2 separate regions of the Homo sapiens genome follow, and region 1 is linked to region 2. A link is a contact called in ENCODE Hi-C data. All regions are on one chromosome and are shown on one strand. Each heading gives the region's core, a stretch centred on a gene start or an enhancer-like site at or near the end of the contact. The rest is flanking DNA. Distances are from core to core; before and after follow the strand shown. Region 1 has its middle 24 kb from the start of DRC8. Region 2 overlaps AKT3 (AKT serine/threonine kinase 3).

Region 1 (3,009 bases), core at 190-2,689, 1.3 Mb after region 2:
CCAAAAGTACAGTTAAAAAAAATATGGATGTGAGGGTGATCTGGCTGTGGCACCTGTCACCCCATTGATTGCCAGGGTTGATTTGGCTGACCTGGCTGACTAGGCACGTGTCCCCTTCCTCCCTCGCCTCCCGAAGCTGTGCGCTTGGTTTAAGAGGACAACCATCCCAGATAGAGGAGGACTGGTCTCCGGTCAAGGGTATAAGAGTAGCTGCACTCCCCGGCTAGAACCTTCAAACAAGCTCTCAAGGTCCATTTGTAGGAGAATGTAGGGTAGTTAAGCTTCCAAGACTCCAGACACATCCAAATGAGGTGCTGCATGTGGCACTCTGCCTTTCTTAAAAAAGGAAGAAAGAAAGAAAAAGAAAGAAAAAGAAAGAAAGAAAGAAAGAAAGAAAGAAAGAAAGAAAGAAAGAAAGACAAATGAGACTACCTCAAACTTAAAAACTTGTGTGCATCGAAAGACACAATCAACAGAGTAAAAAGGCAACCTACAAAATGGAAGAAAACGTTTGTAAATCATATATTTGGTAAGAGGTTAACATCCAAAATATTCACAATTATTTAATATATAAGTAATTTCTACAACTCAACAACAAAATATCAAATAATCCTATTTAAAAATGGGCAAAAACCTAGGCACAGTGGTGCACGCCTGTAGTCAAAAGCTACTCAAGAGGTTGAATTGGGAGGATCACTTAAGTCCAGGAATTCAAGGTGAGCCTGAGGAATATTGCAAGACCCTGTCTCTGTAAAAAAAAAGATAAATAAAATAAAAATAATAAAAAGTTTAATGAAAAAAAGAAAAAAAACTATAAAAAATGGGCAAGGGAGTTATATAGACATTTTTCCAAAGATGACATACACGTGGCCAACAGGTACATGAAAAGATACCCAACATCACTGATCATTAGAAAAATACAAATCAAAACCTCAATGAGATACCACCTAACACCCATTAGGATAGCTACTATTCCCCCCAATCCCCCACCCAAAAAAACCCCAGAAGATGGCAAATGTTGGTGGGGATGTGGAGGCATTGGAAACCCTGTGAATGGCTGGCGGGATAGCAAAATGGTGTGATTACCATGAAAAACAGCATGATGGTTTCTCACAAATTTAAAAATACCGTTACCATATGACCCAGCAACCTCACTTCTGAGTACATATCCAAAAGAAATAAAAGAAGGCTCTCGAAGAGATATTTGCAAACCAATGTTCATGACAGCATTATCCACAATAGCCAAGAGGTGGAAGCAACCCAAATATCCATCAATGAATGAATAGATAAACAAAATTTGGTATATATACATGATGGAATACTATGCAGCCTCAAAAAGGAAGAAAATCCTGTCACAAGCTATAACATAGATGAACCTTGAGGACAAATACTGTAGATTCCACCTACATGAGGTTTCTGGAGGAGTCAAACTCATAGAAACAGAAAGTGGAAGGAATGATGGTTACCTGGAGCTATGGGGAAGGGAAAAGGAGAGCTGTTGGTTAATGGGTATTGAGTTTCAGTTCTGCAAGGTGAAAGAGTTCTGGAGGTCTGTTTCACAACAAGAGTGAAACTCCGTCTCAAAAAAAAAAACATGGTTAAGATTTTAAAAATAGTCCAGTGAAACATACAATGATCCTTTCTGTTATCCATCACCCAGCTCCCAAAATCAACAGTTCAAGGTCACGATCTGAGATTACTTTAGGCAAAATCTGTGTAGAGGTAGGGATAGACTGATGACTTTTTTCATTCATTATCCTTCTGCTGGTAACTTAACCTCGAATCCTAATCTTTTTGTAACCTAATTTCTTTGTTCTTCTTTTTTGTTTCTTTTTAGACAGAGTCTTGCTCTGTCACCCAGGTTGGAGTGCAGTGGCCTGATCTCGGCTCACTGCAACCTCTGCCTCCTGGGTTCAAGAGATTCTCATGCCTCAGCCTCCTGAGTAGCTGGGATTACAGGTGCCCACCACCACGCCCGGCTAATTTTTTTGTATTTTTAGTAGAGACGGGGTTTCACCCTGTTGGCCAGGCTGGTCATGAACTCTTGACCTTGTGGTCACCTGCCTTGGCCTCCCAATGCATTGGGATTACAGGCATGAGCCACCACGCCTGGCCACAACTCACCCGGCTAATTTTTGTATTTTTATTTTATTTTATTTTATTTTTTGAGACAGAGTCTTGCTCTGTCACCCAGGCTGGAGTGCAGTGGCATGATCTCAGCTCACTGCAACCTCCACCTCCCAGGTTCAGGAGATTCTCATGCCTCAGCCTCCTGAGTAGCTGGTATTACAGGTGCCCGCCACCACGCTTGGCCAATTTTGGTATTTTTAGTAGAGACCGGGTCTCACCATGCTGGCCAGGCTGGTCTCAAACTCCTGACCTCAGGTGATCCACCTGCCTTGGCCTCCCGAAGTGCTGGGATTACAGGATTACAGGCCTGGCCCCTTTTTGTAACCTAATTTGTGAAGTGACATCATACTCAAGGGAAGGGAGTTACATAAGGGTGGGAATCTCAGCAGGAGAAGATCACTGAGGGCCACCCCAGAGGTTGCCCACCACACTATGGGACTATTATTTGAAAGCTGTAGCTTTAGCACTTACGCTTAGCATGTTTTTACCATAACTTTTATTAGGTGCTTTGAATAACCATTTCATGAGGTATTGGTCTTTCCATTTTACAGCTGACTGTATTATGTAATGTGTTCAAGTTCACAGAACAATAATCATAATTAGAACTCATACATCTCAGACTACTGTTTTTTATTTTGCAGGGTATATTTTTATTACTATTACATGAAAATCATATTATTTAACATCAAAGTGTTCTATGGCACTATATCAATAATGGGTTTTGGAGAAATTTTCTTTTTGGATTGTTACTTGTAAACGTACTCTTCTTTGTATGTCACAATTGGTATGTTTGAATCAGAATGTACATATTACATTTGGGTGTTACAATATCTCAAGTTTCTTTTGATTTTGAGTCCTCTTCTTCCAACGCATCTAAAA
Region 2 (2,884 bases), core at 78-2,577:
ATCACTGCAGCATCAACCTCTTGGGCTCAAGCAATGCTCCCAATTCTGCCTTGCACCACCAGTCCAGGCTAATTTTTTAAATTTTTTATTTTGTAGAGACAGGGTCCTGCTGTGTTGCCCAGGCTGGTCTCGAACTCCTGGACATAAGTGGTCTTCCTGCCTCAGCCTCCCAAAGTGCTGGGATTACAGGTATAAGCCCCCATGTCTGACTAAAGGACAGCCCTTTCAATGAAAGATAGTGAAAGAACAAGATGTCTGTAGGGGGAAAAAAATGAACCTCAACTCTTAGCTCACAGCATACATAAAAATTAAAATGGATCACAGACCTATACATGTAATAGGTACAACTTAAAAAGTTTTAGAAGAAAATACAGTCATGCACTGCTTAATGATGGGGATACATTCTGAGAAATGTGCAATTAGACAATTTCATCATTGTGACAACATCCTAGGGTTTACTTACATAAACCTAAATGGCATAGCCTACTACTTCTAGGTACAGACCTGTACAGCATGTTACCCTACTGAATACTCTAGGCAGGTGTAACACAATGATATTTGCACATCTAAACACATCTAGAAAAGTACAGTAAAAATATGATATAGAAGATTTAAAAACGATATACCTGTCTATTGCATTTATAATACCATGAATGAAACTTGTAGGACTGGAAGCTGCTTTGAGTGAGTGAGTGGCGAGTGAATATGAAGGCCTAGGTGATTACTGTAGACTATGAACACTGTATAATGTATAAAATAATTAAAATTATTTTTTTCTTCAGTAATGAGTTAACCTTTGCTTTCTATAACTTTTTCACTTTATACACTTTAAAATTTTTAAAAACGCCTTGACTCTTTTATAACAGTTTAAAATATGAACACATTGTACAGCTATACAAAAATATTGTTTCTTTACATCTTTATAAATATTTTTCTATTTTTTTTAACGTCTTTAACTTTTGGTTAAAAATGAAAACACAGCATATACGTTAGCCTAAACCTACACAGTCAGGATCATCAGTATCACTGTCTTCCACCTCCACATCCTGTCCCACTGTAAGGTCTTTCGGAGCAGGCATCGAGTAGTCATCTCCTACGCTAACAATGCCTTCTTTTGGAATATCACCTGAAGGACCCACCTGATGCTGTTTTACAGTTACCTATTTTTTTTTAAATAAGTGAAAGTAATACACTTTAAGAAACAATGAAAAGTACAATATATAAAATAAAGAAGTAACACAGTCATGTACTATCACAATCAAGTATTATGTATCTAACTGCATGTGCTATGTTTCTACACAACCGGCAGCACAGGTTTGCTTACACCAGCATCACCAAAACATGTGAGTAATGCACTGCAGTATGACTTACAACATTTACATCACTAGGCAATATGAATTTTTCAGCTACATTATAATCTTATGGTATTGTCATATACATGGCCCACTGTTGACAGAAACTTATTATATAGCACGTGACACATAACAAATAGGAGAAAGATGTGTGACCTGGGGTACACAAACATTTCTTGGACAGTACACAAAAAAAGTGAAAACCATAAAAGGCAAGAATTGATAAATAAGACATCAAAATTAAAAACGTCTGTTCCTCAAAAGACATCACTGAGAAAATGAAAAGGCAAGCTACAGTCTGGAAGAAACCATTTGTAATACAAATATTTGGCAAACTATTTGTAACCAGAACATCCAAAGAACTCCTATAATTCAGTAAGAAGATGAACAACCGAATAATAGGTGAAATATTTGAATAGACAGGTCACAAAAGTATATGCAATGGCAAAAAGTCTGAGTGAAGACATTTCCTATCATTAGTCATAAGAGAAACGCAACTTAAAACCACAGTAACATACTCCCACACACTCGTTAGAATGACTAAAATGAAAACCACTGACCACAGCAAGCACTGGTGAGGGTGCAGAACACCTAAAATTCTCATTACATTAATGCTGAGACTGTAAAATGACACAACAGTTTTAAATTTTTGTAAAATGTAAGCATATGCTTACCATAAATCCAACAATCATACTCTTCAGTATTAATTAAAGAGAAAAGAAACAGGCCTATCAGCTTTATTCATATTAGGCAATGACTGGTATTAATCCGCATGTACGTCACCAGTGGGAGAGATTAACAAATGGTGGTATAGCTGTGCAAAGGATAATGACTTCACAATAAAAGAAATAAATGACTGAGAAATGCAACAAAGTTAACAATCTCAAAAAACATTACGCAGAATGAAAGAAGTAGATACAAGACAGTATATATTGTATGAGTTCATTTCTGTGACATTTTTAAAAAGATGAATCAAATCTTTAGTGTCTGAAAGCAGACCAATGGCTACCTAGGGCCACGTGTGGATGTACTATGGGTACAGGGAAGACTGACTGCAAAGAGGCATGGCAGAACTTTTTGAGGCAATGAGAATGTTTTATATTTTTATTGTGATGGGGGCTACATGCATATATATGTTTGTCAGAAGTCATCTAATCATATACTTAAAATGAGTTCATTTCATTATATGTAAATTATACTTAAGTTGACTAAAAAATGAAAACAACCTAAACGTTCAATGATTTGGGAAGGTTTTAATAAGTTAAAGTGTATCTACATAATTAGTAGGCAACAAGTAACATATTTTAAAATGATAAAATTGAAAATATGTGTACAGTATAAACAGTGGAAAATATATTAACACGGTATTAGCAATTATTTCTAGATGGTAAGATTTAGAGTGGTTTTTATCTTCTGTTTCATACCTCAAAAAATACTTGTAATTATTTAATATCCATTCCCCAGAATACTATGCATTTTTGTTTTGTTTTGTTTTGTTTTGGTGACAGGGTCTCACTCTGTTGCCAAGGCTG

What was found. A loop is a pair of places that touch in the nucleus more often than their neighbours do. Pooled maps may share reads with other maps.
Region 1: a loop to region 2 is called in a pooled map, with 11 times the contacts of the local background. The contact joins two enhancer-like sites. A Hi-C loop is called at or near these places in 3 of 37 single-sample maps with no recorded cell type and 3 of 50 pooled maps.

The regions. Positions count from the first base shown.
Region 1 is chr1:244,943,877-244,946,885 of GRCh38, forward strand. It overlaps the pseudogene RN7SKP55. Among named protein-coding and RNA genes, the nearest start is that of DRC8, 24 kb to the right of the region's middle. Within about 2 kb of position 1,440, at least 3 of the 41 ENCODE cell types and tissues checked have a DNase peak (open chromatin) inside an H3K27ac peak, as active enhancers do.
Region 2 is chr1:243,594,669-243,597,552 of GRCh38, forward strand. All of the region lies in intron 8 of AKT3 (AKT serine/threonine kinase 3), which reads right to left. Among named protein-coding and RNA genes, the nearest start is that of AKT3-IT1, 200 kb to the right of the region's middle. Within about 2 kb of position 1,328, at least 4 of the 41 ENCODE cell types and tissues checked have a DNase peak (open chromatin) inside an H3K27ac peak, as active enhancers do.